2 separate regions of the Homo sapiens genome follow, and region 1 is linked to region 2. A link is a loop called in an ENCODE intact Hi-C map of the cell type or tissue named here. Cell type or tissue: CD4-positive, alpha-beta T cell. All regions are shown on one strand. Each heading gives the region's core, and the rest is flanking DNA. Links, peaks and the distances in the headings are about the cores only. Region 1 overlaps FYN (FYN proto-oncogene, Src family tyrosine kinase). Region 2 overlaps FYN (FYN proto-oncogene, Src family tyrosine kinase).

Evidence for each region. Hi-C counts contacts between places; a loop is a spot of excess contacts. Peaks named below come from ENCODE experiments on the same cell type or tissue, not always from the same donor. Only the 100,000 strongest peaks of a DNase experiment are listed, where the experiment ranks them.
Region 1: a loop joins it to region 2, with 2.2 times the contacts of the local background. A loop is called at or near these places in 14 of 110 quality-filtered maps.

Annotation. Positions count from the first base shown.
Region 1 is chr6:111,717,166-111,733,087 of GRCh38, forward strand. It overlaps FYN (FYN proto-oncogene, Src family tyrosine kinase), which reads right to left. Exons shown (of 14, transcript NM_002037.5): 4 at 2,640-2,897. The coding sequence starts at 2,886. Among named protein-coding and RNA genes, the nearest start is that of TRAF3IP2, 120 kb to the left of the region's middle. RefSeq lists enhancers at 13,352-14,238, 14,239-15,123. In CD4-positive, alpha-beta T cell, for the core only: a CTCF peak has its summit at 4,683; DNase peaks (open chromatin) are centred at 4,696, 7,496 and 10,856; H3K4me3 peaks cover 621 bases; H3K27ac peaks cover 3,049 bases.
Region 2 is chr6:111,797,957-111,813,878 of GRCh38, forward strand. The region is part of intron 2 of FYN (FYN proto-oncogene, Src family tyrosine kinase); the gene reads right to left. Among named protein-coding and RNA genes, the nearest start is that of FYN, 68 kb to the right of the region's middle. RefSeq lists an enhancer at 6,993-7,082 and a silencer at 14,210-14,504. In CD4-positive, alpha-beta T cell, for the core only: no CTCF peak of the experiment used is centred there; DNase peaks (open chromatin) are centred at 6,115, 6,795, 7,785, 10,775 and 1 weaker place; H3K4me3 peaks cover 1,194 bases; H3K27ac peaks cover 5,550 bases.

The DNA of each region.
Region 1 (15,922 bases), core at 4,146-12,145, 80 kb before region 2:
TAGTTTTCTTTCCTAGGACTTGTTGTTAAACGTCAAAAGACATTTTTGAGCTGTATGTTTGATCAGACTGTTAGCTTTTCTGTTTTATTTCTTTTAAGAACCTCTGAATAAAAAACATCTGAAATTGAAAAAAAAAAGAAATTAAATGTGTTTTGTTTTAAGCTGCTAAGTTTTGTGGCAATTTGTTATACAGCAGTTGATAACTAATAGTAGTTCCCTGCAGTCTGCCTTTTCATTCTGGTCTCTCTGCACTTCAGAGTGCCTGCTATGACCTACAGAAATGACAGGGAGCCCACTTTTTTTTTTTTCTTTTGAGATGGAGATTCACTCTTGTTGCCCAAGCTGGAGTGCAATGGCGTGATCTCGGCTCACTGCAGCCTCCGCCTCCCGGGTTTAAGCACTTCTCCTGCCTCAGCCTCCCGAGTAGCTGGGATTACAGGCGCCCACCACCACGCCTGGCTAATTTTTTGTATTTTTTAGTAGAGACGGGGTTTCGCCATGTTGGCCAGGATGGTCTCAAACTCCTGCGCTCAAGTGATCCACCCACCTCAGCCTTCCAAAGTGCTGGGATTACAGGCATGAGCTACTGCACCCGGCCAGAGTCCACCTTTTTTACCAAGCTGCCAATTTGCTGTGTAGGTAGTTCCAAGGGAAGAAATGTGTCATGGCACTATTCAAGGACCACAGAGAAGAGTGGGGCTTGTCTTTCTGCCCCATCCCAAGTGGGACTTTCCTCAGGAGAGTTAGCATTCAGAGGTCTGACCATGCAAAGCTAGGCTCATTTGGCAACTTTCCTTCTTTCCTTAGATTTCTTTGAAAGGTAAGAAAAGAGATTGGCTTAAAACAAAAATGTGGGTGCCCGTAAGGTCATGCCTATTCTTATTTAACACTCCATGACCAGATTCCCTTCTTTAAAAACAATTTAAAAATGAAGCCAAGCCAGCCCCACTGTGTGGAAGGCAAGGCACATGAAGACCAGCACCCCACTCTCTCCTTGCATCAGCTGACAAGTTCTCACTGAGGGCTTTTATGTTCCATGTTCCAGGAGCTGAGGGGAGAATCAAAGGAGGTTACAGAGAAACACAGACGTTGTTCTTGGCCTTACAGGACTGAAGGCAGTATTGGGAGAAAGGACATGCATATATATTAAAACCAAATAACTCAAGGCAGAAAAATCTGCCAACATTTGGGAGTACTGTGTTTTAACTTTCAAATTTTATAAGGGATCAGGTAGCCTCTTAAACAAAGACTCCTCCTGACTACGGTGGAGACCCACATGCTCAACACAAGTGGCCCTCTCTAGTGACTTTAATGAATGATACCTGCAGACCCAGGGGTCCATATCCAGCACTCGTGAATGAATGAACAAGGACAATGGCTGTGTCAGTAGAATTAACAGTCTGGGCTGGCAAAGCCCTTATGCTTCTCACGGTAGGCACAAGGATGGGGGTTGTGTTTGCCTCTTTTTTTCTCCTGCATCATCAGAAGACAGATGGCCTTAGACTGCCTGTCTGTGTCTCTTCAGGCACCTTTGGGAAGGTGGGAAGGATGGGTAAAGGTACTTAGCACGTATTCAACCCATGCAAGGCCTGGGTTAAAAGGAAAGCTAGAGTCACCACAGCATGAGGGTGAACATAAATACTTCTTCTACTGGGCAGAGTGTGCTATGCTAGCAGAAGAGAAGTAGATAATGTCCAAAGGCTCAGGGTCAGGCTCCTTGATACAACTACACTGATGTGTGATGTGTGTTGGGTGCAGAGGGAAAAAAAACTTGCTAATGCCTTAGTAGTGCCTCCTCCCTAGGTGAAAAGGTACCTGCTGCCAGATGGGCTGAGAGATACTGGATTCTTTCAAACTTTTATATAAGACATCTGCTGCCAGATGAACTGAGAGATGCTGCATTCTTTCAAACTTTTGCAATAAACAAAATAATTCTGGAACAAATAATGTGAAATATCTAGTTACCATGGTTCACATACTCAGAGAAAATTTGGATGACTAGGGATGCATGACATAACTTACAAATATTTCGGAAAACATATGTCTGAGAACGTACGCCAGATATTTTACAAAGTATTAGCTAAGTCAGCAAATACACATGGCAGCAGAATATAGCCTTGTGGTATGAAAGACAAGGAAACTTCCAAAAAAAAAAAAAAAAGAAAGGCAGGCTGAGGATTAGGAAGAAGTGAGTGGGAAGAGGGAGTACATTAATATCTAGAGAACTCAAAATACACACACCCAGACCCAGTCCTGGAGCCTCTAATTCAAAAGACTGGGACATGGCTCAGGCATCCGTGTTTTGAAAAGGCTGCCCTAGTTCTTCTGTGCCAACCAGCCAGGTGAGGCTGAGAGTCATTGACCTACAGTGCCTCAGTAGAATGTTGTAGCTCACTAACCCATATAGAATCCTCAGAAAGCAGCAACTTGGGGCACCTTGCAACCCTGTAGCCAAGCATTTTGTTTGTACATCAAACTCTGGCTTTTCTTACAACCCCTCATCTAGTAGAGGAGACAGATTAGAAACTTACATGTGAAACCCCTAGTCAAAGGGAAGTGATGGGAACCCAGATGTTCAATTGCCAAAAGATTTAAGGGTGGCTGCCCCCTCTCTGCACTCTGTGACTTTGGGGGCTTACCTGTTCCTCCTCTCGTACGCAAGGTCCCCGTATGAGACGAAGAGTTCACACCTCCAAAGACGGTGAGTCCTTGGCCCCCGGCTGCGTGGAAGTTGTTGTAGTTGGGGATGGAGGTCACACCGAAGCTGGGGTAGTGCTGAGGGGTGGGGTCTGTGCCATAGCGGTACCCAGAGCTCTGGTTCAGGCTGCCGTCCCTCTCCTCCGTCAGTTTTGTTGCTTCTTTATCCTTACATTGCACACAGCCCATTATCTAAATTCCTGCCAAAGACAAAAAAGGGGGCACGTAAGCTGGGATGCTCCCTAGTTGCTGGGTTGCTCTACAGTAAACGAGGAGTAATTGACAAGGCTCACTGTTGGCTATTTCAGGCCTATTAGGGGGCATGAGGAAAGGCAGTGGCTGGGGAGATGGTTAGGAGGAAGTTCAGTTCCTTGACCCCACAATCGCATTTGTTCCCCATATGTTCTGGATGACAGCATCATCACGGAGCACAATGTTCACCATGCAGCAACTTTCCTCGAATAAGGCCTGTATCTCGTAAAATTCTGTAACAGCATACACCTGCCTACAGACGGTCCAATCATATTTACCAATTCTGCCTTTAGCCATCTAAAAAAAATAATACATGCTCTGTAGAATGAGTCTATGCAACATTAGAATAAAAACTTCCATCAGGGCACAGGAAATTTAAGGAAGAGGGCACAGGAGTGTTGGATAAGCCAGAATACAACCTTCAATCAAGTCACTAGACTGCTTCACTCATGGGTACCACATCTTCAGGCACAAAACTGGTCAATTTTAAGCACTAAGATGATGCTAAGTATCAAAACTAAGAACTAGTTACTGGATGAAAAATAAAATCGGCAGAACCTAAGAGGTCAGAGTATATTTGCAGGATGTCATGATAGTCTACAGTAATGAAATCACTTAAAGCTGCTAATTAACTTTTCAAATTTCCATTAGCTTTTGACATCCTTCAAAAACATTAAAAAAAAATCATTCCCATGTTACAGAGTTAGTGGCGGATTAAAAACTCGAGTTGTTGCCACCCCACCCTCCTCAAACCCTCTTCTCCCAGGCTCCTCATCTAAGTAAATGGGACCACCAGTGTCCCAGTTGCTCCAGTCAGCATCCTGAGAAGCATCCTCATTTCCTCCTCCTTGTTTACTTCCCACTCTTCCTGTCTCGGCTCTCCTATTCAAACACGCCCAACTTCTCAGATCCTCAAAGACTCCATTCCCCCACCCGCTTCGGGCCTTGGAACATAACCTTGAACACTTTTTCCCCTTCCTCTTTGATATGTGACGTATCCATGTCCTAGTTAATAAGGCACCGCTTCCTCTGCAAGGCGTTCTCCGACTGCCCTGCCCTTCCAGGCTGGGTTGTGCTTTCTGAAGTGCTCCCATGGCATCCTCATCTCCCTCCTTCTGGCACCCTTGGCGCCATATTAAAACAGGGCCTGTTTATTTGTCTCATTGCCCAATGGACTGCAAGTTCCAGGAAAGCGGGACCCTGTCTGTTTTCATCACAGCTACATTGCCAGTGCCTGGAACAATAAATAGCAACCAGATGAGTGAAGATTCTGTAGCCTATTATGTTTCTCTTTTACCCTCTCTGTATTAAAGCCGATCCCTCCTGTGACTTTGAGATGGAGTCTCACTCTGTTGCCCAGGCTGGAGTGCAGTGGAGCGATCTTGGCTCACTACAACCTCTGCCTCAGCCTCACAAGTAGCTGGGATTACAGGTGCCTGCCACCACACCCAGCTAATTTTTTGTATTTTTAGTAGAGATGGGGTTTCACCATGTTGGTCAGGCTGGTCTTGAACTCCTGACCTCAGGTGATCCGCCCGCCTCGGCCTCCCAAAGTACTGGCATTACAGGCGTGAACCACCGTGACAGGCCCCTCCTGTGACTTTTATCAGCAGTGTACCTTGCATTTTAAAATCTACTGGTATGTGTGTGAGAAGTGAAGAAGATTCAGAAATACAAGTTGGTTAAATGGTCCCCCTTTGGACTTGCAATACCCCAACAAGCCAACAGGGGTCAGGTAGAACAGGCCAGTGGAGGTCCCTGCCAAAACCGCAAACTAGCCCATTTGGGACCAAAGAATCACATAAGAAACACATGCCATCATGTGTAATAACATTTATTCACTGGGGAGGGCACAGCTGGCACAGGATGGGAAGGGCTTGAGGCAGCAAAGGAGAAGGCATGCTTTTCTATACTATCTTGCAAACCAATGCAGGAGGTGCCATATCAGAAGAGTGCTCCCTGGGCACTCTTCTGAGCACTGCTTTTCTGCTGGACTGGGTGATGGGAGCAGTATCAGACTGTTCTAAAGCTCTCTCATATTACACATTTCAATAAATACTTATTGAATTGAATGTCAGTTCTTGAGAATGAAAATGTTTGGAAAAGAGACGCCTACTGCTTGAGCTGAGCTCACCAAATCTGGAACACATTTACTCCTAAATCATTTGAGATTAACTTACAGTATACCGTGCCCAACATGCTTTGTAACTTATGGTAAATGGATATGATTTTAACAAGTTTCCAATAGGAAATGCAAGCTATTTCCAAGGCATGATGTACTAAAGGAATTTCATCATTTGTTGTTGATGTTGCTTCATCAGACTGATAACTTGCTCATATAATATTAACTCTTTCGTGGTGGAAAGTTGCTCCACATTTCTGCAAAGACCAGACAGAAAACACTTCTTGTCCCAGATGTTTTTTCTTTTTTTCCATGAATTTCACTGATCTACTGTAATTAGAGAATGTGAGACCTGAATCACAGACTCATATCACTTACAGCAGTGGTTCTCAGCTGGGGGTAACTTTACCACTCCCCTGCAAGAGACATATTGGGCAATGTCTGGAGACATTTTGGGTTGTCACACTCAGAGGGGAGGGATACTCCTGATACCTACTGGGTAGAGGCCAAGAATGCTGCTAAAACTTCCTGCAATGCACAGGACAGCCTCCTACAAACAAGAGTTACCTGGCCCCAAATGTTAATAGTGTCAAGGTCAAGAAATCCTGATTTACACGAAGGAAAGAATTTATATCTACATCTTTGAAGCAGTTTAACAGCTGTTTCCCTTACATGGATGTGATTAACATGCAACCCATCATGCTTTCTTCAGGCGAACAGGCATGTTAGGTAGAAGCAGGCAGTTTTAAAGAGTGACATGAAGTGCTCTGATTTTCTCTAGAAGCTTGTGCACTGTGATAGAGAAACAGAACCTGGAAGTAATGAGAACACTCATTGCAAACCACTCTTCCAACTCCAGCAAAACAAAATAAGCCCCATATAAGAACCCTGAAGAAAACAGGATCCTACATTTAACCAAACTAAGAAAAAATAATCTTTCAAAATCCACTTTAAAAAAGAAATATACTATAATAAGCAACTAGCAGCTTATCTATAATTTTATGAAGTAATAGAGAAGAAAAATCATCAGCTCCTTGAAGGCAGGAATTTTTGTTTTTTTTTAACTGCTGCATCTTGCGTGGCCAGAACAGTGCCTGGCACACAGTAGTCACTCAATAAATATTAGTTAAATAAATAAATTAAAAATAATCAAAATCATTTTGGAGAAAACAATCCTCTTTTATAGAAGAGACAGCACCATCACCACTTCACGCATTTGACATTCTGAGTTAAGTAATGTTTCTATACAGATCTTGCTTACTCTTTTCTCTTCAATGACACATAGGAAGAAGTGAAAATAAATCAGTAAATGCAGTTTCAAGTCATTAAAAGTTAATCACAATGAAAATATTTATGTAGGAACTTGTGGTCTTCTTTCTCCCCCGTGGGGCAGTCAGACTAACTGCTTCGTGACAGAAGAGTCAGAAGACGCTACATGAGCTGTATTCAGTGTGCCCAGGCTCCTTGCTACAAGGCAAACTTTTGATCATTCATGCTAAAATAAAAGTATCCTTTATTATGCAGAGTTATGTGCTGTGGCTTTAATGTCCAATGCTGTAAGTGCATCGTGACATAGAATGTACTAATTCACTTGCTATAGATCTCTGGGGCACCGGGAAACACTGAATGATGCCATCGTGAATGTGGAGCCCTGGAGTTACTCTGATCAGGAAAATACCACATGCCATGAACTCATGGCTATAGTCTTCTGCAAGTTATCATGCCTAGAAAAACTGGTGAAGGGCATTTTCACCAATTGGATCCTGTGCCTGTGATCAAGGTGTCTGGATTACAGCTGTGAAGCCTCTATTCTCCAATCCTTTTGCAAAGGGAGGGGCCCTTTTTCTACTAAGCAAATAAAACTTGATCTATTTAAAATTTCCCTAGTCCTGTGGTTCTTTACAGATGTGCCAATAGTGTTAAGCAACCTGGGAAGAATTGCCGGACACAGGATTCAAGGAACGCCGCACCCTGCTCCCATAAGCAGGGCAGACATTATCAACAGATCACAGCCCTTTCTGCTGCCATGCTATGGGAGATATGCTTCTCCACATAGCCCTGTAGTGATTGACGGAAACTGACCTAAAGGATAGATTCAATCCTTTACTACCACAGGCACAGGGTGCTTCGATCCAAGATGAGTCTGGTTGAACATACACTCCCTCCTCCTGATGTAGACAGACCACAGTCCAGTCTACAAGATGCACATTAAACACAGACACATTCATATTTCGTCATGTGCCAATCAATAAAGCAATGCCAGTAAGCCCAAGTTATAAGCTTGCAGGACGTGTGATAAGATTTCAGGTGTGTGCAGGAGCTAGGTACCAAAATGGGAAAAAGGCCACTGGCAGTCTTCTGCACAAGCAAATTACTTTCTCTTGAGACACATACACTTGCAGGCAGAGGAGGAATGGCAGGAAGAGGAAGTGAAACCGACAACAAATAACTTTAATTTCAGGGGTGTATGCTCTTTTGTCTCAGAAGCCAACCTAGGTGGGTGTGAAGAAGTGACAGCCCTTAGGCATAATCCCTGCTTCTGACAGCCTCCAGCAGACTTTGGAGAGTGACAGGTAAAGCCACATTTGGCCCGTACTTAGAGGTGGCATGTTTCCTGGTATCATAATGGAAGTATAAGAACAAGGAAGGGAACTGAACTAAGAACCTAGAAACCAAATGCAAGCAACTGAGATGGGGGCAGTTGAAAAAAGAATTTAAAGCTGAACTGCAGATCAACTGCATGGTTTCACACTTTTCTCGGAAAAAAGCAAAAACTGGAAGCTTATCAAGCAAACACACTTTTTCAGTCAGCAGGAATAGCATTAGGAAAAGGATAAGATGTGGCAGAGACACATCTGAAATTATTTGACTTCAGGATAGAAGATTCATGGCAGAGGGCTCTTGATCCTCGCAAAATTAGAAACACCCATAAGAATCTACTTGGGGACTTTTGCTACATTCTCAGTGGAGAGAGTTAATCCATTGAAAGCCTAGGAAAGCCTTCTTTAGTTTTCCCCTGTCATTACTGGGAGCAGAAGGACATTCAGAGACAGTTGAGTACCACATCAGCAGCAATGAGGTTGGGCCACAGAAACTGTCACCCAAATTTCCTAATTTCCCAGCACCTTTCAATCCTTTACAATGGGGCTTTTCTCCTCTGTAGCATACTGCATCAGATGATCCTGACACCCCATGAGAGAGTGCAGGCAGTGCTGCCTTCTGGGGACAGACGGGACAGAAGGGCCAGGGAGGACTGGGGAGGCTGGACAGAAAGCAGGGCTATGCTGGCCACTCTTGGGATCACAAGCATTTCCCAAGGTACTGAAGCAGAGAAAAAGTCACTGCTGGGTTGGCCCTCTGGAGATGTTAATACTTGAGGGATGAAACACTTTCAGCACTGATGCTGGGTTCAGCCAATGGCCCCAGCCCAGCTATGAAAAAAAGCATGCAGGACTCTGCCAATGTGGGAAAGTCCTCTCTTTGCTGCCAACTGGAGGGAGTGAAAATATGTGCCTTGCTAAATGACATTGTGGTAGGGAGAATTCTGAGCTGTCCCCCAGGACTCCTACTCCCGGTGTATGTGCCCTGCAAATCCCTAGGATTTATGAATGATGGGGTAGTCACTCCATCATCGGGTTGTTATTTGGCACAGCCGACTTTGAGAGATCATCCTGGGTGGACCTGACCTAATCAGGTGAACCCGTGAACGGTATGCCAGTTCCTGGAAAAGTAGATTAAAAGTGAGAGAGGCCTTCATTGTGGGGGAGATTCTCCACAGCTGCCTTTAAAGATGAAGGGGCTATGTGGCCAGACACATGGGTGGTCAGAGCTGAGAACAGCTCGGTCAAGAACCTGAATGAACCTGGAAATGGATTCCTCCCTAGTCAAGCCTTCAAACAACAACATAATCAGCTAACATTTGATTTCGGCTTTGCTGAGCAGAGAATCCCCTCCGTGCCTGGATTTGTGACTGACAGAAATGTGAGCTAACAGATGGATGTTGTTTTAAGCTACTAAGTTTGTAGTACTTTGTTAGGCAGCAGCAGAAAACTAATACATGTTTTGGTGGGATGGGCACCATGGGGATGATGGCTCCAATTTCAGCAGTCATGACCAATATCCAATCAGTGTTCCCTGTAGCCTAGGTGCAGGCTGGACTCTGCAAAATGCTGTCCCATTAAAATCTAGTAACAACTCTAAAACACAGGTATTACTATTTCCCCACACTTTACAAGGGAGGAAAAGAGGGGTTGGGGAATTTGTCCACAGCTATGTCAGTCATAGAGATGGGATTTGAAACCAGATAGCCTGATTCCATGGCCAACACACAGAGTCTCTATACTAGAGCTATTTCCTGACCATGGAATCCTGGCCAGTCCATGCAAGGGTGTGGGTGTGAGGGCTGGAGGTGTTGAGGGAAAAATCCTATAGGGAAGAATTGGTTCCACAGAGCTCAATATCTCACACATTATGATATGGTTTGGTTGTGTCCCCAGCCAAATCTCACCTCAAATTGTAATCCCTATAATCTCCATGTGTCAAGGGCAGGACCAGGTGGAGGTAATCGAATTATGGGGGCAGTTCCCTCATGCTGTTCTCGTGATAGTGAGTGAGTTCTCATGAGATCTGATGGTTGGTTTTATAAGCATCTGGCATTTCCACTGCTTGCACTTACTCCGTCCTGCCGCCCTGTGAAGAAGGTGCCTGCTTCTCCTTTGCCTTCTGCCATAATTGTAAGCTTCCTGAGGCCTTCCCAGCAATGCGGAACTGCAAGTCAATTAAACCTCTTTCCTTTATAAATTACCCGGTCTCAGGTATTTCTTCACAGCAGTGTGAGAATGGACTAGTATACATTACTAACGGAGGCACTGATTTCAGGGACTAGGTCTCACCTCCATCCCCAATGCACATTCCATTCCCCCAAGACAGTGGATTCTGTAGAGATGCTGGACCATACTAGGTGCAGTGAGTCACCATCTTCCTTCGTGCGGTTTGGCATATTAATGACTATTTGGGCCGATGACACTGAAGCAGCCCTTAATTTCCTCATCTTTCCTAGTCATGGCAAGGGTATTCATAAGTACCATGAAGGAGTTGGCACTGGTTTCCTTGGTATAAAAATCAGCTTTCCTATTGCACTTAAAATATGATTTGCTTTACAGGCAAAACTTTCTGGAACATATTTACTGCATAAACTGAGATACACATATAATGCCTCCACCAAGCACAAAATAACAGCTTTCTACTCTTGGTGAAGCCTGTGAGGGAGAGCCCCTCGCCAAATGCAAGTATTAAAATATTACAGTCTCTGAGGTGAGAAGATAGATGTAAAAGTGGGAATATACACAATGCAGACACTAGCCACATGCAATCATGGGAGAACAGAGCCTACTTAAAAATCAAACCCAAGCTTTGCTTCAGAAATAAGTGGAGTTGAACCCATTCGATCATTTACGCATGACTTTGCAAAGGTTCTCTGGAGGGGGAAGAGGATCAACCTTCTCTCATACCGCACAGCAAGGGAACCAAAGTAATATAAATCACTCTTAAAAATGTCATGTTACTTTAAGAATAAGCCATACTGCTGGCACCTAGAATATTTTTGTGGGTCCCCATCTCTGGCTTTTCTTGTTCAAATGGCCCCCAGGCTAAGAGGCAGCTGCTCACATCCCTGCAACAAACATGTTCTTTCCTTTCTGCATAGCCTTCCATTTCTCGAGCCCGAAGACTCAAAAGCGCTCAATAAAAGAGAAATGGAAGCATCAGACCCCAGTGGTGAGATTTAAGACTGCAGTCAACTGAATGCTGGAACCAGTCCCAAACCTAAATGGCCAAATGAGGCTTTAACACCAAACCATGGAAAGGCTCCAAGAAAAGAGTAAGAACATTTTCTTCTTAAATTCATTTTGCTCTGGATCTCAGGGTTAAGACAAGAGTGAAATGGTGATGAAAACAAGGATGATATGTTTTAACCCCATCTATGCCAAAGGTTTCAGAAAGAATTAGAGCACAGGTTGTAAAGTTTTTTCAGGCTCCACCCCCTGCCCGCAAGCCTTTTTGGACCATAGAAAAGCCCCTTGTAGTTAATATTTTTAAAATTTCATTTAAAGTGAGATATAATTCATATACCATAAAATTCACCCTCTTGAAGCACACAGTCCAATGGTTTTTAGTACATTTACAAAGGAGACCATTTCCATTATCTAATTCCAGAACATTTTCATTGCTCCAGAAAGAAACCCATGCCCATTAAGCAATCGCTACCCACTCCCTTCTCTCCCCAGCCCCTGGCAACCACGAATCTAATTTCTGTCTCTATGGATTTGCCTATTCTTGACATTTCATATCAACAGAGTCACATCATATGTGGTCTTTTGTGATTGGCTTCCTTTGCTTGGTATAATGTTCTCCAGGTTCATTCATGTAACATGTATTAGTACTTCATTCCTTTTTATGGCTAAAAGATATTCTACTGTATGGATATACCAGATGTTGTTTATCTATTCATCAACTGATGGACATTTGGGTTTTTACGTTTTGGCTCTTATGAATAATACTGCAACAAACATTCATGCTCAAGTTTTTCTGTGGAGATATGTTTTCAACTCTCTTAGATTAATATTTCAATATATAAGAAATTTATACAGATAAGAGAAACTCTAAGTTTAGGAAACAGAAACATATATTGGCAACAAAAAAAGGAAAAACAATTTGTGAAACATATGGGAGAATATTGCCTTTGGTAGTAATCAGAGAAATACAATTTAGATTAGTGAGATACTATGTATCACTTCTAAATTCACACATTAAAAAAATAAGTATACTCAATAGTGATGAAGTTTCCTTGAAATGAATATGACTCTCTTACATTGCTGATAGAAGACCAGAAATCAGTGTAAAACCATTTGGTAAACCAATTTGGCAATATAAAAAATTCTTAAAAATGGGCATACTCGGCCAGGTGTGGTGGTTCACACCTGTAATTCCAGCACTTTGGGAGGCTGAAGTGGGTGGATCACTTGAGGCCAGGAGTTCAAGACCAGCCTAGCCAACATAGTGAAACCCCAACTCTACTAAAAATACAAAAATTAGATGGGTGTGGTGGCAGGCACCTGTAAACCTAGCTACTCGAGTGGCTGAGGCATGAGAATCGCTTGAACCAGGAAAGCAGAGGTTTGCAGTGAGCTGAGATGGCGCCACTGCACTCCAGCCTGGGTGACAGAGTGAGACTGCCTCAAAAAAAAAAAAAAAGGGGGTCGGGGGTGGCATGTCCTTTAACCTGTAAATGTGTGCTAAAGACACGCCTTTTAAAAAAATGACATGAAGAGGTTCTATGAAGTATTATTTATCATTTGAAAAATTAGAAAACTTGTTAGTTGTTTAGCATGAGGGCAATGGCTAAAGTAAATTGTAAGGTATGCCCATAAAGACAAGTTAAGCAGAAATTAAAACTTACATTTACTGAAATTATCAGCAATATGGAAAGATGTTCATGTTATATTAGGAAGGATCACATGATTGCAACTATATAACAAATGCCTAGAAAACTCTTTGGAAGGAAACATGCTGAGATTATGGTGGTGTGCAGATGATAACACTATGGGCAACTGTTCTTTCTTTGCTCTCTGTGTCTTTTTTCTCAGATTTGTCTATACCAAGAATGTACTTTTTTTATAATGAGAATAAATCACCTTTATTTTTCTATAAGAAAGTTCCCTTTAATATTATCAGTTACTGATTGAATTTGTATGTAAGTTGAAACAACTACACATTGATGAAGTATACTTTGTCAACTGAAAAATTAAGAGGGAGAGACTGACTGATTCCAAAGCCTGTTGAGAGGCAACTCCTTCTAGAAGGTGTGAAGGGTGAAAGGTACCAATGGACAGTGAGCCTGCTGAGCGTGTGCTCTTAACTAATCTGTGCTGGAAAGTAAGCAGTGAGGCGCAGTGCTGGGAGTGGGCGGTGAGTGCACAGCAATGAACAGCCATAGATATCTAATTAAGGGCACGAAAAAGGCAAAGCCACATGCAGAGGATCCTGTAGGGGACAAGTGTGGAATCTGGGATAACCGAACCAAAAGCAGGGTGGCTGGATTAGTGGGGTTTTGAGACCCTTTGGGCCACACATCCTAGGTACTTGGGGACACCCACTAAATTCAGAATGACGGTACTCACTCAAGTCTACCTTGGCACCTAACCAAGGCAATCTGATTCCTGAGGTGTCTGTAGGAGCTCTCTGTGAGTGAGGTCATGAAGACCACGCATGGGCTTGGCTCTAGGAAGGTGGAGAGGATGAAACAAAGCACTTTTGTTCTTTGGATGCCAATTGGTGGGAGAGGGAAGGGGGCCTGCCCTCGCTCTTGTTGCCTTCACCCTTTCCTGTTGGGACACTGAGCTGGGCATTTTAATGCTTTGACTTTGAGCCACTGCCCCTAGAACCTGGGGCAATCCAAGCAGGGCACAGAACAGTAGGCAACACTGGTTCATGTGACCTGAAAATTTTCAGAAACACTAGGCACAGAAGAGATGTTTCTTCCTGATGTTGATATCCAATCAAGTATCTTCCTACCCTCCTTACCCTCATTCTATAAAAACAATCAACCAGAGAAAAAGAGAAAAGAAAAACAAAAACGTGGGCTTCTATTCATGACCAGCAAAGAGAAACAGGAAGGTCAGTGTCACATCTGGGCCACAGTGGCAGAGCCTAGCTTTCTGGGCTGCGCCTGTTTAAGGAACAGTGGTGGCAGAACTGGCCGAGGGCCCAAGGGTCAGGGTGTCACCTGGCAGAGCCACAAGAAAACACATTAGCACAAAGCGGCTGTTTGAATAGGCGTCATCAATGCCCCCTCCCCAAGTACGAGGACCGCTGAGAATGAAAGCCGAGGAGGTTCACTCTCCAAGGCCGAACAAAACCCGCCCTGCCAATCTTCCCAGTCTCTATAGAGGTTCCTCGCCAGATGATTCTGCAAATGTGGCCTCATCCTTTCAAAAACAGTGCATTCTTTTTCTCTTTCTTTAATTCACTAGTTCCAGTCAAGAAGATCCAATTCCTTTAAAGACACAGAAAGGACTTTGAAGAAGGAGATTTGACTTCTTTTGCCTTTGAGCTGATAGCACGGTGCTTGTGGTCTCCATGTCTCCCATTTTCGCTGATCATTTATCTGGTTATGAAGTCACAGCCCAATCTAAATCTACCAGCCTGAGAATTTGGCTGTGAGGCCACTTGCACTGTGTTTTTGGGGCAGAGGCTGGTGTCTTTCCTTTGAAGAATAACATGAAGCCCAGTCCCCCGGCCCCTGGGTCTTTGTGTTGGCACTTTATTCAGGCTGCCAGAAATCAGCAACAACAGCAGGGATAACTTTTGCATCCCCTGCCGTGGTGTAGAATTTCAAAGCTTCTTGCAGCTGTTTTGGTGTGAATGCAGATAAAGTAGCCAGTCAGAAAGCATAGTCTATCTAATTCCACGGCCTCTATGGGGACAGAATGGCTCAGGAGGACGGGAACAAAAGGAGCAGAGAGGCAGACTCCAGCCAGCCTCCTCCTACACTTTATTGCCTGAAGGAAAGGAGGATGGTCTCTGCCTTCCCTGATGTTGGTTTCCTCACCCTGGGTGAGCCCAGGGTGGTTGAATATGTCGTGCGTGTCTCAGTAAAGTTTTCACTAGAGGTCTGCATTTATGAATGCAAATTGAGTGCCAAGAGAGACACAGAGGAAATTAAAGGAGGAACATCAGTAAGAGGAAGAGAATGTGGAACCACCAGAAGGTAGTGATGCTTTCCCCAGCAGCACACAAAAAACAGTATTTGGGATGACAAGCTGTGGCCACTCTGTGTGGGAGGAACATGTGCTACATGGGCTAGACCACTTGTGGATGACCTACTTAACACCTGATGGAAACCCAGTCAGATTTTTCTTAACAAATCCAAAAAAGGTAACACTGGGTTTACATACCAGCATACATTCTGCGAACACTACTGCTTGTAAAAGTTATGGTGAAGCAATTTAATAGTGACTTTTCACTTGGCCTATGAATGAGGTAGAGAATACAATGTTTTTTTATACTGTTGTCCTACAGAGTGATTAAACCTTAAGTTCACTCCTTAAAAATGGCACAGCAGTTAATCTTCCCTTTTTCCTAGGTGCTTGCAGGATTCTGGTATCAGGCAGGGTTGCCCTGGGTCTAAAGGGACACGGCCTTGGCAATCTTGCAGCCCAAATCCACGTCACTGAAAGTAAGCGAGCGGTGGAGGGTGAAGGCGGGTGAAGGCAGGTGAAGGGTGTGCAGGCTGCCTGCTATCCCCTCGCTGTCCCACCAAATCCACCCCACCCTCCTCCATCATAATAGCTTTAGTGAGCCTCTGGCTTTGCAGCTGAAGACTGCATTCTCAGACTCTCTTGCAGCTAGGTGTGGCCAGATCACTTAATTCTAGTCAACTCCTTGTGACTGGGTATAATATATTCAACTCCTGAATCCTTCAAAAGGGAGCTGGTCGTCCTCCACTTTCCTTCCTGCTTCCTGTGGGCTGGGAAGTGGGTGTGGTGCTGGTGAACTGGCTTCAACAGACAGACAATGGCAACCCAACAGGGAACAGCAGGACCACAGGATGGAAGGAACCTGGGCCCCGGACAGCTTCACGGAGCACAGCTGCTCGTCTACCCGAAAGCACCCACCACTGACCCCAACACGAGAGGCATGAATATTGATCTTGTGTGGGCCACTGCTTCTTTGGGAGGAGATGGGGGAGGGCATGCAGTGGGATCTTTGTTATAACAGGGAGTCTGCAGCAACACACGGAGGAAGTGAATCTAATACAGAGGTCAAAGGGTGGCTGTGTGGGCCACGTGTCTC
Region 2 (15,922 bases), core at 2,874-10,873:
TTCATCATGTTGGCCAGGCTGGTCTCAAACTCCTGACCTCAGGTGATCCGCCCGCCTCGGCCTCCCAAAGTGCTGGGATTACAGGTGTTGAGTCACCGTGCCCGACCCTAGTTTAAATACATCTTAACATTGCTATCTCAATATGGTGTGATTAAGAGATATTTTCATTTTCTTCTTTATAGCTTACCAAATTTTCTACAAGTAAAATTTTAAAGTCAGGAAAAAAAAGTTATTTAAATAAGTTTAAATCAAAGAGAAAGTATACACATAGCACCTCTACTGTGCATCTCTAATTTGCTGAAGACCTTAGCCACCAGAGGCCTCAACCACACTGGCACATGTCGCAAATTCTGGTAATGTTATTTTAAATAAATATATTCATATATTCCTAAACTCGCCTGCAAAGAGGTTTCAAAACAGATTCAGCAGTGGCCAAGGGCAGTCCCCAGGATGAGATGACACATTTTAGTGAATTCTTTGACTTTGACAATACATTCATTTAACAAATATTTACTGAGTGCCTGTCATGCTCCTGGCACTCCGTTAGGTACCAGGGGGTCAAACTGGGTCCCCGGGAACAAATGACCCATTGGGCTGACATTTGTCCTACATACCCTGATCCTTGCAAGATGCGGTGGAAGTCTGGGCTGGGTAGTAACTGGGCAGACCTGTTCTCAATTCTCCCACCTCATCTGGGCTCTGACCCTTCCTGGATGTGTGGCTCTGAGAAAGGCTGGCTTCACCTCTCTGGCTCTGGCTGCCTCATTTGTAAAACAAGGATAATCCTGACCCAGTTCGTGGCACTGTGGTGAAGAATAAACAAAAAGCGTTCTGGGCTTGTTTTTATCTATACAGTGCCAGATGGATTCTACATGTTAATAGCTACTGTTGTTTCCTTCCTTTGAAAATTGTATATTTACTCTTTAGGAAACATAAAGGGTCAGAAATAAAGTTCAGTGATTAAAGGGATATTCCATATTTTTCTTCCTCAGAATATCCAGATTAACAATTACAGAAATGAACACCCATGTTTCCAACCACAGCCAAAAGTAAAGTGGAACTGGAAGATCTTGAAACGTTCAGGAACCATTCCAAGGACAAATCTAGGTGAGATGCTACCAGTCATTAGGGAAATAGTTCAATTATGATGAGCACTTCAAAAATCTAATAAGATTCACTTACAGTTTTTCCTCTCTCCCTTTTAGGAAGGGTGATTCTAAAAAAGCAACGTTCAAAAATAAACAAGTTTTTAAAAATTTAACATTTCTAAGAAAAGACTCAAGGGCACAGGAAGGATGCCAACCATATGTCCAAATCAGAAGTAAATGTGCAGATATATCCTGTCTCTCTCCCAAACTGAACTCACTTCCCAAACATTGGGAACATTTGTAAAAATTAGAAGATGAGGTGGAAATAGAGGTGGGGAGAGGGAAAAATACAGAGACATTAAAATGGGATGTGCCTAGTTGAGATGTTTCCCTTTACTGGCTATTGACATGACTTAATAACAAGTGTACCAATACACTGACAGAGAAAGTGCAACTCTAACCCCCTGGTGTTCGCATTTTATGTGAAAGATTAAGGATATTTTCCCAGATACATACTACTAATTTCTGACATCTTCCGTCTCCTTGTGGTCCTTTCATCAAGTAAGGATTGGTAAATGGTATTAATAGGTTCAGACAGCTTCACAATATCTGGACTAAAATCCCCCTACCCCTCAGTTCTCCGTTTCATGATGCTGCCTGTCCAGAGCCACTGAGGCAGGGCAGGGCACAAGTGGTTCAGGTGAATGGACATCTCCACTGCCCCCTGTCTGTGAGGCTGTCACTTGTGCAATTCCCTTCTTACTGCACCCATGCCTTGTCCACCCTTGTTATGTGGGAGTCCCGCACACGCCAGCTCCCCTGTGGAAACGTGCAGGGAAGGCAGCCACGGGTGACATTTCCAGCACTGGTTAAATATGGACAAACCTCGCAGCTTCCCACCCAGGTAGGGCAGTCCTGTACAAATGGTAACCGGCAGGGTTTATTCCGAAGGACACGAGTGTGCCATGATATATTCAGTAGTTGCTGTACTTTTAAAAAGGGAGTTGTAAAAATTATCTTTAAAATGCTTGTTGATGCCCTGTGGGTATGAGTCACTTTGTGAAGCAGGATCAAAATGGATTCTCTATTACGGGTTTCTGCTGGCTCTTTGATTCTAAACAACTTTATTAATGTTAATAGGAGTTATATACACATCAATGAGAGAATAAATTCCCAGGGTTTAGTGGAGCTTCCATTAATGATCTGTAATAAGCAACGTAAAATGCTTTCAAATTTTCTTTCAAGTAATAACACGGTACCCCAGAAGAGCTGAAAATGAGGCACAGGTCTCAGCACAGGGTAGGAAGGATCCGGGGGATGGGAGAAACAAGGCTCTACAGCTTGTGGGAGGCTCTGTGGGACGAGTCCTCACAGCCACTCACGGGAGTGGAGCAGGAGGGATGGACACAACTTGCCGAAGGGATATTGAATATGAGGAAGGGAGGAAAAGAAAACGTACAAAAAGTGAGCTTGATGCAGAAGGAATTTACTATGATCTAAAACGGGAACGACTGCAACCGCGCTTCCTAAATCTGTCACAGGCTCATCCCATTTTTTTCTGAGCTTAAGTTAATACTATTCACTGGCTTACAAAAATACCCACTAAGATGAAAATGGGAATTTAAGTTCCAAGGATGATGCCACAGAATTCCTAATGAACAGGTTATTTTGCAGTGACACAGAGCTCTGCCTCAAATGTCTGGAAGCCCAGCTTTAGATTTAACCCTCTCCTGCCCACATCTCCAGTTCTCTCCTCAACTCTTCTCATGGGAAATCAAATGCCAGATTACTGATATCCCCAGAGGATAGCAACCCATGGGGGCTGCAGCAGACAGACAAGTATAAATGGCAAATGACTAACTTCCATGATTTAAGAAAAGAATAGAGCAAAATTTGAATCTAAAAGTCTAATCACTATTTGCTCGTTCATACTTAGTCACCTTACACTTCCTTACATTTCATCCTGATGCTTCACAGACAGTAGAAGGACCTCTGCCAACAAATTACAAGTCCACAACATTAAGGATTAGATGCACAGTGGGAGAAGAATGGGGATGTGTACATTTAGCCACTGAGAGTCTAGTTTCATACCTGAGAGATCTGGAAACACTGTGTGCACCGCTGGCGATGCTGCAGGTGGCCAAGCAACGCTCAAACCACTGGCAACAACAGGGTAGTATCTTGATCTTCTGGCTCAGTGGTCACTTCCCACACAGCAGATTTTAGAGCACTTCAGGTTTAAGGGGGTACTGAATTTACATATTCCAAGGTAAACCATGGCCATCATCATCAAGGCAGAGCTCCATACACCGTGTACATTTTATTTAGAATTAGGTGGCTTTTCAAAGGAGCTCCCCATTTTTCTTTTATCACCTGCCTAGTTGCCAGGAAGCAGAATAAATGCCAATTCTTACGACATGTAGTTTAATTGAACAAATATATATAGACATTTGTTGGCTAGGGAAATGATTGGTTGGATAATGCTGGAATACCAAAATTCAACAGAACTTCCGTACCAGCCACTTAGACACATCAGTGAATACGTCGTTCACTCTCAATTCTCAGTAAACTGGGGAGTCTCTCCAGTAGTCCAGATCCTACTAGAAAAACATAAGCCACTTATAAAAGTAGCAAGTGTATCTGAGACTGTGACAAATGAAAACAGTGCCTGGGTTGTGCACTGTTTTTGTCTTACTCCTTCCTCTCACTTCCATTGGTATTAGACATACATATATATGGGTGTTCTGTGGACAAACCATATGTGAGCATTCTTTGAGAAAATGGCTTTGCCTCCATCTCAGCTCCCCACAACTCCTGGCTTAAATCTGTTAGGCACCAGGGGAAGATCTCTGTGTAATGAATGACTAAACAAGGTGCAAGACACTGGATAGATGACAATGAAGGGAATAGAGAAGCACCAGACACCATCTCAGCATTCAAAATGTTTGTAGCCTACTTGGCAGATAAGCAATATACATATCCCACATTAACTAACAATGCAATACTGATATGGTTTGGATCTGTGTCCCAGCCCAAATCTCATGTTGAATTATAATCCCAGATGTTGGAGGTGGGGCCTGGTGGGAGGTGACTGGATCATGGGGGCAGATGTCCCACTTGGTGCTGCCCTCATGATAGTGAGTTCTCATGAGATCTGGTCATTTCAAAGCATGTGGCACCTCCCCCTCTCCTCTCCCACTTCCCCCTCTCCTCTTCCTCTTGCTCTGGCCATGTGAAGTCCTGGTTCCCCCATGCCTTCTGCCATGATTGTAAATGTCCTGAGGCCTCCACAGAAGCTGAGCAGATGCCAACATCATGGTTCTTGTACAGCCTGTGGAACTCTGAGCCAATTAAACCTCTTTTCTTTATAAATAACCCAATCAGGTAATCCCTTTTTTTTTTCTTTGAGACAGAGTCTCGCTCTATTGCCCAGGCTGGAGAGCAGTGGTGTGACCTTGGCTCACTGCAACCTCCACCTCCTGGGTTCAAGTGATTCTCCTGCTTCAGCCTCCCGATAGCTGGGACTACAGGTGCCTGCTATCACACCCAGCTAATTTGTATTTTTGGTAGAGACAGGTTTCACCATGTTGGCCAGGCTGGTCTCGAACTCCTGACCTCAAGTGATCCGCCTGCCTCAGCCTCCCAAAGTGCTGGGATTACAGGCATGAGCCACCGTGCCTGGTCCCAATCAGGTAATTTTTCATAGCAGTGTGAGAACACTCTTTCTGGCTGAAAAAAAAAAAAAAATTCATTGGATTTACAATGCAGCATCTTATTCCTTTGTGGGACAGGAACGTAGTAGAGCCACAGTCCACTTAACCACTATTTACCAACATAGATGTAGAGTGGGTTTCTTAAATAAACTGGGAAAAAGTCCTAGATTTCTCAATCATACATGATTTTCTTGGCTAGGAAATCGTATAATCTGGGACCAGAAGATGACCAGAATCTAGTTCTTCTAAGGGAGAAAAATGGAAATCCAGCAGCCTAGCTGTTTACCCACTTTTCTTTATTAAAAAGCCTCCACCTGCTTTGAAGACTGTTCACAAGATCCTCCAACTGCCTCAAAACATCTGCTTCCCACTAACCCTCAAAGGCCATTTGGAGTTCCAAGGCCAAGCTCCTGCTTCATCCCTTGAGCACTGCTTTTGGCTAACTGGTAGTATTAATATTCTGGATATTCCAAATCACTCTGCCCTTCAGGGGCACTCCTCTGAAAGTATTAATTCAATCACTTCAAATATTTGGGCTTCATTATAACCTTTTTTTCTCTCCCAAATCATGCCACTTTTATGGCTTGACTGTGGAAGTAAGGTTTTACCCCACAATCTTTTTTTTTTAAGTCAACCGGTAACATTAATAAATGTCCAAGAGGTTTTCTTATTCCTAAACTACTCTGAATTGAGGACTGCAAATTATAAAACTGATCAGATCCCAGCCAGTTTCATTCATCATATATCCTCAGCTGTTTAGTTTCACATTCTGTTTCATATTCTCCAATCTGTGAAGAGTCAAGTATAAATACTGTTAGTATCATGGAAGGAAGTAATCCACTTCATAGTGTTTTGAACCAGTGACTCCTGGGGCATGGGGGTGTGGGGTAGGTGGGGAAAGACCACAGAGATAAAGGGTTAACACAGAAACTTGAATAACAGTCTTTGCTTATGGCTTTGACTGGCTAACATTTAACACCATTGCTCCTGAGATTAAAATGAAACAACTTGCCAAGGATAATTTCATTCTTGCAGCCAACAGCGCAAATGTAGAGTTTCCTGAAGGAATAATCTGCGGAAATGCACAGCTTCCCAAAGCAGCCATGGTATGTTAATATGGGATATTTTGCTTTCCAAGGAAACACCAAAAAAATATCCATAGTGTTAGGAATGGAGCAAACCACATGAGAAGAGAACAGGAAAAGCTTCTTCTCTCCCAGAAATGACCTCCTCCCCTCAAAATGGTTTCCCACGTGCTAATTGACTGCGGGGATGAGACAGTGTGGATACAGCTACTAGTTTCACTTAAGTCTTCTTATGCTGAAACCCACAGTTTACATCAAAAGCTGCTAAAGTAAACCAAATAAACCAAAATGGAACATTTCATTCCTGTGTATTTAAAGGCAGGAAGAGACATCATCGTTCTGAAAATATACGAGGGCCATGCTTAAGGATTCAGAAAAACAGGCCAAAGTCAGGCTTGAAGAACACCCACATCCCCTGTGATCATAAAACCCTCAGATTTTATGGGGGAACTGGGGGGAACTGGGGAACAGAGACCTCAGCTTTAGAAGCGGCACCCTCTGTTCTGGGCATTCCTTTCTTCCCAGGTGGATGCTGTAGAGGTCCCCAGTAGCTCATAAGCAGACTACTGGGACTGCGGCTTTCCAGCATCCCTGTTCCACACAGGAATAGGATGCTACATCGCAAAACCAATGAATTTTTTAAAAAATCCAGAAGGAGGTAAAACTTTAAGTTTCTCTTTCATTCTATTGAGTAGCTGGATTTTGGAAACAAACACACCATGCCCTAAATTACGTCCAATGCAATAAATGGCACAACCTGAATTTTTGGTCCCTAGTCTTTGTTCACTGGGGTATAACACATAATCAGCCTCTTGGTAACAAGGGGATACTTAGGCAGTACTTACACCAACAGAAAAGAAAACGAGGGCTGTGACTCATAAGCAGTATGTGGTCCTTCCCACCAGTGGGTACTGTGGCGTTGTGTGGAAACTTGGAGGCTTTAATAAGAATCTGCTACGTCAGCACCATGTAATATAATAGAAAGAACTCAGTGAGGACTTCAGAAACCCTGATGCTGCTCTAGGCTTCGCTGGTCATTTCTCCTGTGATTTGAGTCACCACATCACTTCCTTAGTCCTCAGCTTCTTTATCAAAGTACACCAGGTGATTCTTATGTTTCTTCCAGGCCTCTCTGCCTTAAACCTAACCCAGGGGTTAACCTCCAGGAGTCCTTTTCAGCCTGCTTCAGCCTTTCTAACAGGCCTCCCCTTAATCTAGTGCCCTTTCTGCTACCCCGAGATAAACACCACATGACTCGAAGTGTGTTTGCCAGACAACTGTTTAGTCCTACAAGGCGTTTTACATGTATGGCCAAGGAGCAGGAACACTATCTTTGAAGGCTTCTTTTCTACCAGCGAAGAGGCTGGCAACCACAACCCCTCTTAGCCTTGGCATTCCCATCACTAAAGTGGGACAGACATCTTTCTCACGGAGCTGTCAAATATCAGGTTCTAAGCCATTGTGAACACTGCCAGATACAATTCATGATGTCTGGATAAGCGTGAATTTCAGATACACAATTTGGGACATACTTACATTAAAAATTATACATCGTTTATCTGAGATACAAATTTAACTGGGTGTCCTATATTTTGCTGTTTGCCAAATCTGGCAACTCTACACATGTGAGACGCTGCTGTTGTTGGTCTTAGGTACCAGGCTGCCTCACCAAACCAGTCTTTACGCAGAATAAAACAAGGGTCCATGTGGTTCAGGTTCCTTCTGCCCTCCTACACTGGCCCCCTTTCTGCTCCTCCTATCGGCTTCACAGCATTACACATCCCACCTGGCTCCCTTCTTCCTGAGGCACCTGAATTGTCTACTGACCACCCTTCCAAGCACAGCCCCCTCCCCCTTCCCTTGGTTGAACAAGCTGGCTGAATTAACTCATACACATGCATCACTGATCATTTAATGAGTCATCAGCCCCCTCTGAAACCACTGCTTTTTCTTTAAAGGTCATTTACAACCTCAAATTAAAATGACTGAATTACAGGCCGTGTAAAAGTTGAAGTGGAAAAAAAAGTAGGCAGAGGGGTGGGGGAAGCTGGGACCACTTAGGAGCTGGCTCTCACAGTAGTTCCTCCAGCGTGTTTCTGCTTTTCCTAGTCTTTTCCTTTTCTTCTGAGCCCACAACAGCTCTTGAGGCAGTTGAAGACCCTGTAGATAAGGGAAAAAAGGAACGGGGAAGTGGGATGGGTGCAGTAGGAAGCTGGGGTTTACGTGTAGACTGGTCACCACATTCTTCCCACGCAGTTCCTAGGGTGCCCCAGCACTAGCATCTAATTTAGATTGTAGAAAACACAAAGCCTGACTGAACTTTCTCCTTTTTAACCAGCTTGTGTTCGGAGATGAAATACAATTGCACGAGCTTGTAACTCCTGGAACCTGGACGTTGGTCAAATATAACCCCAGGGGCCATAAAGAACCATCTCTCTCTTTCCAGAGCACATCAGTCTAGATGGCTCTGAAGGCTAACCAGAGGAGGAGGGGGTGGGACACACTTGCATCAGTATTACTCAAGCACCCCTGACTGGGTCAGGAGGACACCCCTTCGGCCCAGCTCTGCCCTCCTGGAAGGATCCCTGTCCCTAGGTTATTCGGTCCAAGATGACCCTTCACCTTCATGCCCACAACCCATCAGCTAACAGCATTTCACCAAACCACCAAAAGGAAAAGGCTTGAAACAAAGTAAATCACAAAATGTGGCAAAACAGATAGTGTACTATCCTTCTCAGGCAATTAGCCTCAGCAGAGTGACCCTCATAGGACCTTTGCAGGAGATGGAGCTGCTGAATGTCCCGGCCCACTATTGAAGGTGAGGTAAATTATTACCAACTGGGGACCAAGAAATTCTGTCTTATAATTTTGCAATACCCACTGCAGAGAGCTGCTGGCACCTGGGCATGCTGACTCAGTGGAATGCACCTTCCCATTATCTTCATATCTTCCTAACTATGCCGAGACTAGGGTGGGAAATGTTTTAGATGGTAGGAGTGGGAGTGGGAGGCTGAGAATCCTACATGCCCCAAGAGCTTCACATTCTTATTCAATCCTCCCAACAGCCTAGGAAGGAGAAATGGACCCCTGGGTCCACGCAGGATTTGAATTCATGTCTTCCGGACCCCAGCGCTGATTGTCCTCCACACGCTATTTGTTTCATTCAGAGTGCTGAGCTCTGATTTCACGTTTCCCTTGGAAGAATGGAATGTTGATGCCTTTTCTGGCTGCGCTGTGTGTGACAGGGACAGACTACTCATTTCATGGGCTTATAACAAGGGATCTACTGAGGGATTTATTTTAACAGAGGACTTATTTATAATATTTTTTGTAGGAAAACAGTGTCTTGTATTTAGTTACATTTCATATCTTGAGTTGTACTTTTGTAGCACACAAGAATTTGTTTCTCAGCAGACGATGGTGAGGAACTCCAGGGCAAAATAGACACTGGGCTTTACTCCTGGATAATGGAAAATGGCCTCTTCAGAATCTTGTGCAGTGAGCCAGGGAAGTCTGGTCACTCCTGCTAATGGATCAGTTCACTGTTGTTAACAAGGAGTTAAAAGAGCAATTCTTCCACTCTCTCTCAAATTAGTTTGATTTCTTGACTTTGTATTATACTGTATTTTTAAAGGATAGTTCTTCTTTACAGCCAGCAGGAGTTTCTCTTGATTACTCACTCACTTACCCCCAGGTAAGACTAACACATGGCACAAAAAGCAGGGATCGAGTGCCCTTTATCTAGTCACCTGTTCAGAGGGCTGCCCAGGCTTGGGTGCTATGTTATCAGGTTCTGCATCCAGTCAACTACAAAAGGTTAATCATTGCAAGAGCCTTAGAGGCATCCTAAGTGTCTCCAAATGAATAGGTTGGGAGGTGAGGCCTGGAACCTGCATTTTCATAACTTCCCCAGGGGGTTCTGAAGCACCCCCAGGTTTGGGGACCACACTGGTATAGAACACCCTGCTATTAAAGGTGAGGTCAGGGCCGGATGTGGTGGCTCATGCCTGTAATCCCAGCACTTTGGGAGGCCGAGGTGGGCAAATCACAAGGTCAGGAGTTCAAGACCAGCTTGGTCAACATAGTGAAACCCCATCTCTACTAAAAATACAAAAATTAGCCAGGTGTGGTGGCATGCACCTGTAGTCCCAGCTACTCGAGAGGCTGAGGTAGGAGAATTGCTTGAACCTGGAAGGCGGAGGTTGCAGTGCGCTGAGGCTGCACCATTGTACTCCAGCCTGGGCGATAGAGCAACACTCAGCCTCAAAAAAAACAAAAAACAAAAAACAAAAAAAACCTGAGATCAGAGGTCAGTCCCTCTGGAACCACTCAGCTTTGCTGTGTTACAAAGGCACTGAAGCAGCAAATCTGCAAACACACTCTCTATCAATCAGGGTACCAGCAGGAGACAGGTGGCACCCTCAAATTATCACAAAGGGGTATTTGCCAAGAAGTGAGCAGGGCACAAGGCCTAGTGCAGCCCCCTGGGCTAGTATTGAGGGGGAAACAGGTAGGGTGGCTCTGTTATACCTAAAGGCTGAAGGGGCAAGGTGAGGAAGCAGACACCAGAACCTGGACAGAAACGCTCACGGAAGGGCTGCCTGACAGGGATAGTGACCCCATTTCAGGGCTGTAGCGAATCAGGAGGGACCCCACTGTGGGTAGATATTCTGACCTCCCTCTTCTCCCTCCCTCCAGTCTCTGGACATTCTTCTTGCTAAACTCAACTAGAAACCAAAGGGAAAGGAACTCACTGACGTTGTACATAGAAGTCAATTTTCTGGGGCACAGAGCAGAGTGGAGAGTATTTGGATACAGAGGAGTATGACGAAGACGCCAGGTGCAAAACTTCAAAAGCAAGCATACCAGGGAGTGTCAAACCCTCACCACCATCATCACACAGGACAGCAGCTAAAGGCTGTGCCACACCCACTCATGGAAGCACCTGATGCTATAGGTAACTGCAGAGTTCTACCAGTAACTTTTGAAATGACACAACTTCGTCCAGAGAAGTCGTTCAACAATAAATTCACAAATGTTCTTATCAAATATTTATGGAGCACCTATTCCATGCAAGAAATGATATCTTACTTTAGCCATGTAGTGAAGGTTTCAATGTGTTTTATGTTAAACTCGGTAAGTGTTTATCTGGTTTTATGAAGCCCCCATTGCTTTTTTCCTAAAAGAAACAAAAATAAATACACTACAGAAAAGGAAAATATCTCAGATTTTTAAAATGGAAAGATACTAAGCTTTAACTGCCCATACTCATGGCCTATAGCAAAAGTGGCCTTTTAAAAATAAAATATATGATTTTCCAGTTAGGTTTTACCTCCATCTTGGCAAACAAACATATGATGTGCTTTCAGGTAGTCTAAAATAAATGGGTTGAAGAATAGCTTTATCCCATCTTTCAAGATCCACACAACTAACGTCAGTTCCACTAACCTGAAAAAGTTCTCAGGAGGCATCGCGATTGATTGCCATTCTCTACTCTATGGTTACCTTCAGTGGGTAACCAATGAGAGACATTTACATTTCCCTGTATCCATGTGCACTTTTCATCAGCATAAGTGAAGAATAAGCACGAGTCTCTTGAGTCCTCTGGATTAGTCATGGTGCTTCGTGGCATGGGGAATGATGTGAGCTCCTAGGGATACACCAGGTTATTTCACAAACACATGGCAGATGTTAGGTGGCACTAACATCAAACCACAGAACATGAACCTTATTTATTTTCCAATATTTTTCAGGCACCAAAGTCTCAGCCAGATGTTGCCATGTCAGTGACACCCTCCAACACCTGCCAATCCCCCTCTTCACTGGGGAGGTGTGGCCTTAGGCTCGGAGCCTTCAGGCATGGGCCTCTCTTATTTTCACTTATTGATTTTAATGGTTATCATTTCTATCAAAGAATATCGGTTTTCTACTTGAGATGGTCATATAAATTTCTTTTAAAAATTTAGTAGAAAAAATAAATTCAAGGGAAAATATATATTTTCCCTTAAAAAGGTGGCACATAGATATAGCAAAAATCATTAAGGTAGTATACAAATGACTAAAGTGTGGAAACACTGATGTAATACTAAGTACACCTCATGAATCAGAAAAACTTAGGTTTTAGTTCTAACTGCCCTCAAATAGGGATTAATGACTGATTTCCTTACTTTATAAAAAGCAATCCTTTCAGTGAAGGTAGTAGCTCTCTGGTCAGATGGCTGTAGCTCAAAGAGGGTAATAAAAATTTAGTAAAACTGCTTTGTAATCTGAATCCTGTCTTGTTCATAATATGACAGAGATGCCTATGATAAATGATTAAGGATTAAGGTTTAAAGATTTATATCACTATTAGGATGAAAATATGGGAATATACATCATGAGGGTAAGGTAAAGGTGGTCTCCTTGTCTGTTGGCATCAGGTCTAACAAGGGGGCCTTTGGCTGTCACTGGAATGGGAAGAGAAAAACCTCTGATTCATGGAAGGCCTTCACTGAGAGTATCCCAGGGCCATCCAGGCAGAATTAAATTACAAGTGCAATCAGTCATGGGATGTGAATCCACTTGATGTCGGTCTGGTAAAAATACTGAATATTCTGCGGTATTGAAAGTGCAAACACTTTCAATGGTTACCTCCTGTGTGAACTGTAAATCTCTTAGATGTTTTAGTTCGGCCCTGTTTCATCCCAAGTCACCCAAACCCGCAAACTCTAACCCCTTGAAAAATTTACATTTATGTTCATGTTCCTTTCAAGTTAAGACCTCAGGAAGCACTAAATCAACCAATGTATGCTGTCTTTTTTCTTCTTACAAATACGAGTGTGAAGCCCAGTGCCTGGGTGCACTCACACCCACTTCCACACATGCCTACACACCCCTGCTCCCTGTGCCTCCCCGAAAACCCACCCTGTGGGTGGAGCAGAAATGAATGCTGCCTGGGGCCCTTCCAGGAAGAGGTGTTTGAAACAAAGCATTCTGTCCTTCTGAACTCTTCCTTACACTCGCGCTTTGCTAAATCCCATATGTCAGCAGTCTTCACTTTGGAGTTAGGGTCCTTTTCCTATCCACTGTTGTTTACTTGTTTTAAAAATATTTCTACAATGCATCCGTTGTTCTCCATTCACTATATAATTGTATAATACATTGGCAAGCAACTGCTCCTCAATGAATAAAAGTGTGTTTTACTAAAGAATAATTGGAGCTGCTTGGCACAGGAGCCAACCTTGCCCGGCACCAGCTGATATATGTGGCAAACATGGCTGTCTTCTGCCTGTGCCTTTGCTGAATATACAAGTAGTCAGGAGCTGTTAACTCTAGGAGCTCAGTTTTAGGTACACAAGATACAGAAAGTTTTTAATGCTGTATGATTTCATTTATGAATTTCTTTAGATTTACTAAGTTGCTAGAATTACAGGAAACAAACAGACTTTAATTTTACAGAAGCCATCAAGTTTAGAGGAAACTTTCAAAAGGAAACGTTTTAAAGATGCCATAATGGGTAGTAGCAGGCTGTAGGGCTTGGGGTATGTGTACAGTATAAGGATTGGAGCTGTAAATGTAAGTACTGCAAACACTGGACAATGTGGGTCAAATGGCTTCTGTGTTCCTTATTCTAACTGAATCCAGTTTCACAAATAGACTTGTTTGAAGACAAAGGGCAGAATGTAGTTTTATATTTCATGATCTCTCAAAGCACATCTGCACATTTTTGGGTGACTGCCCCACCCTTATCCCCTTCTCTGGGAATCTGTTCCAACCTTACTTGACCTTACATATGATGAGGGTAGGGGTGACCTTACATATGATGGGGCAGGGGTGAACAACTGATGCAAGGGAGGCTCATCCCTATACTGGCTAGGAACCTACAAGTTGTAGCCTGGTTTAAAAAGATAAGTTAAACTAATTAGATCGTTCTGCCAGGAATTTGGAGTTCGAAAATGAAGAAGGTATTGCTAGTCAGCTGTGGGTTGCTAAACTGTCAGATTATATAGATTAGACGTGGGCACTGCAGCGCCTATTGTGGGCCAAGGACAAGCAGAGGGAGCTGGTCTACAGATCTGGAAGAACGGGACTCTCCAGGCATCACAGGTATAGCCTTGAAACTGCAGCACAAAGGAAGAAACAAATGTACTGGCTCCAAGGGACCACGTCCTAGGACCCTCTGCACCCCAGGACCCAGTTTAAAGTGTAGACAGTGCTCAAAACACTTACATGGAACTGTAGGGAACTGAATTTGGCCCAAGGGTAGCCTTGTAAAGAGCCTTGTACATCCTTGGAGGTAGAAGGAAGTCAGACAGACATAGAGCTAAACTGGCTTAAGTGAAAAACAGAGAGCAACTGCTATCAGCTCTGCATCTAAGTGAATGAGGGCACTCGGAAGAACAGGGCTGTGGCTGGGCAGGAGTGGGGGTGACAAGGCCTCTGGGAGGAGGCAGGGCAGATGGCGATGCTTCAGGGGAGTGTAGCAGAAATGCCCATGGCAAAACCTCGGGACTCTTTCATCTAAATGGATGTGTTAATGGCTCCCAGGGAGTGGGTTTAAGAGGGCTTAGCGCATATGCCTTCGTCTACTCTACTGGCTGTAAATAACCCATGTTCTTGTCTGTACCATCTGCTTGGTGTGCACTTTGTGGAACTGTGTGAAGAAAAAAAGTTTGGGGAGAAATGGCTAGAAATACTTTAGTTGTATACTTAGAAACCAAATATGCTTACACAGCTAAATTATCACTCTTCCTTTATGGAGGTAATTAAATCAGAAATTTTCCTTTTTTTTTTTTTTTTTTTTTTTTTTTAAGGGAGGGAGGTTGGACAGGAGGAGGCTATAAAGCTTCCTGAAGGTCAAAGAGCAGGTCATGGGCACAGAATGAGGCCAGAGACAAGTCTCCTACCACCAGTGTTAATCTTGAGTTAGTCACATTTAACCAGCCTCAACTGCAAATTCTTCGTCTATAAAGGGGTGTGTCACTCACCTTCCTCAGAGTAGTGTTTTGAGAATTGACTAATATCTAAAGCATGAAATTCTTTAGATAAAAGACATCATGAACATACTAAATATTTTTATGGAAAGAGTCATGCCCTCTGTGAAGTGCCAAGTAGATATTATACACGATTGTTGCCCTCATGTACACATTGAAATCGCCTCACTCATCTTTCTAGTTCCTCAAAATTATACAAACAATATAATTACTTAATTCATTAAACAACTATTGAATGAGCATTTACTATGCTATTTACTTCTAATTTTAAACCTACAAGTGCAATTGTGTTGTAAAATCATGGACTTACTGTCTTGCAAGTAATTTCTAAAATACAAAGTTGGATTTGTTTTCAAAGTTAAATAACTGATATTTTCCCTCTGCTAGATTTGCGATTATCTGTAGTTTGGTGATTTTTGAAAGAGTTCAAAGAACTTCCCCATCCAACCCAGTTGAACTTTACCAAGGCCTACCACAGCAGCAATTTAAGAAAGATATACTCACCACCAGAGAACCCAACACCTTCAGGAAGACTCTACAAAACACAGCATGAGTAAATGACTCATGAAATGCAAACTTGAGAGAATAATCATACTGCACTAGCCTCATTTACAAACTATATCTCATCTTGACAATATTCCCAGAAAGAATGTAGGTCAAATCCCAATAAATGAAATCCCAGTGTTTCTCAAATACTTTTTATGGCCTTCAACTTTCACTTTATTGGAATTTGCTTGGAAGAAAGAGGTATTGAGTGCTGTGGTTAAGAGCTAGCATGCAGGACTCTAACAGACTCCACACCATAATGAGAAGTTGCAGACTTAAATCAGCTACTTTACCTCTCTAGGCCTCAGTTTTGCTATCTACAAAATGGAGATAATAATGACCCCTATTTCACAGGATCTCCAAAAAGCAGCAGTGAATACTGAAGGTCTTAGCAGTGCTAGAGGAATGTTAGCTATTAATGGAGATGTTCACTATGTGGTAAGAGGATGTGCGTGGATGCCAGAGTGTCCTCAAAGAGATGTGAGTTGAAACTTGCAAGTGGGTTGAGGACGGGTGGG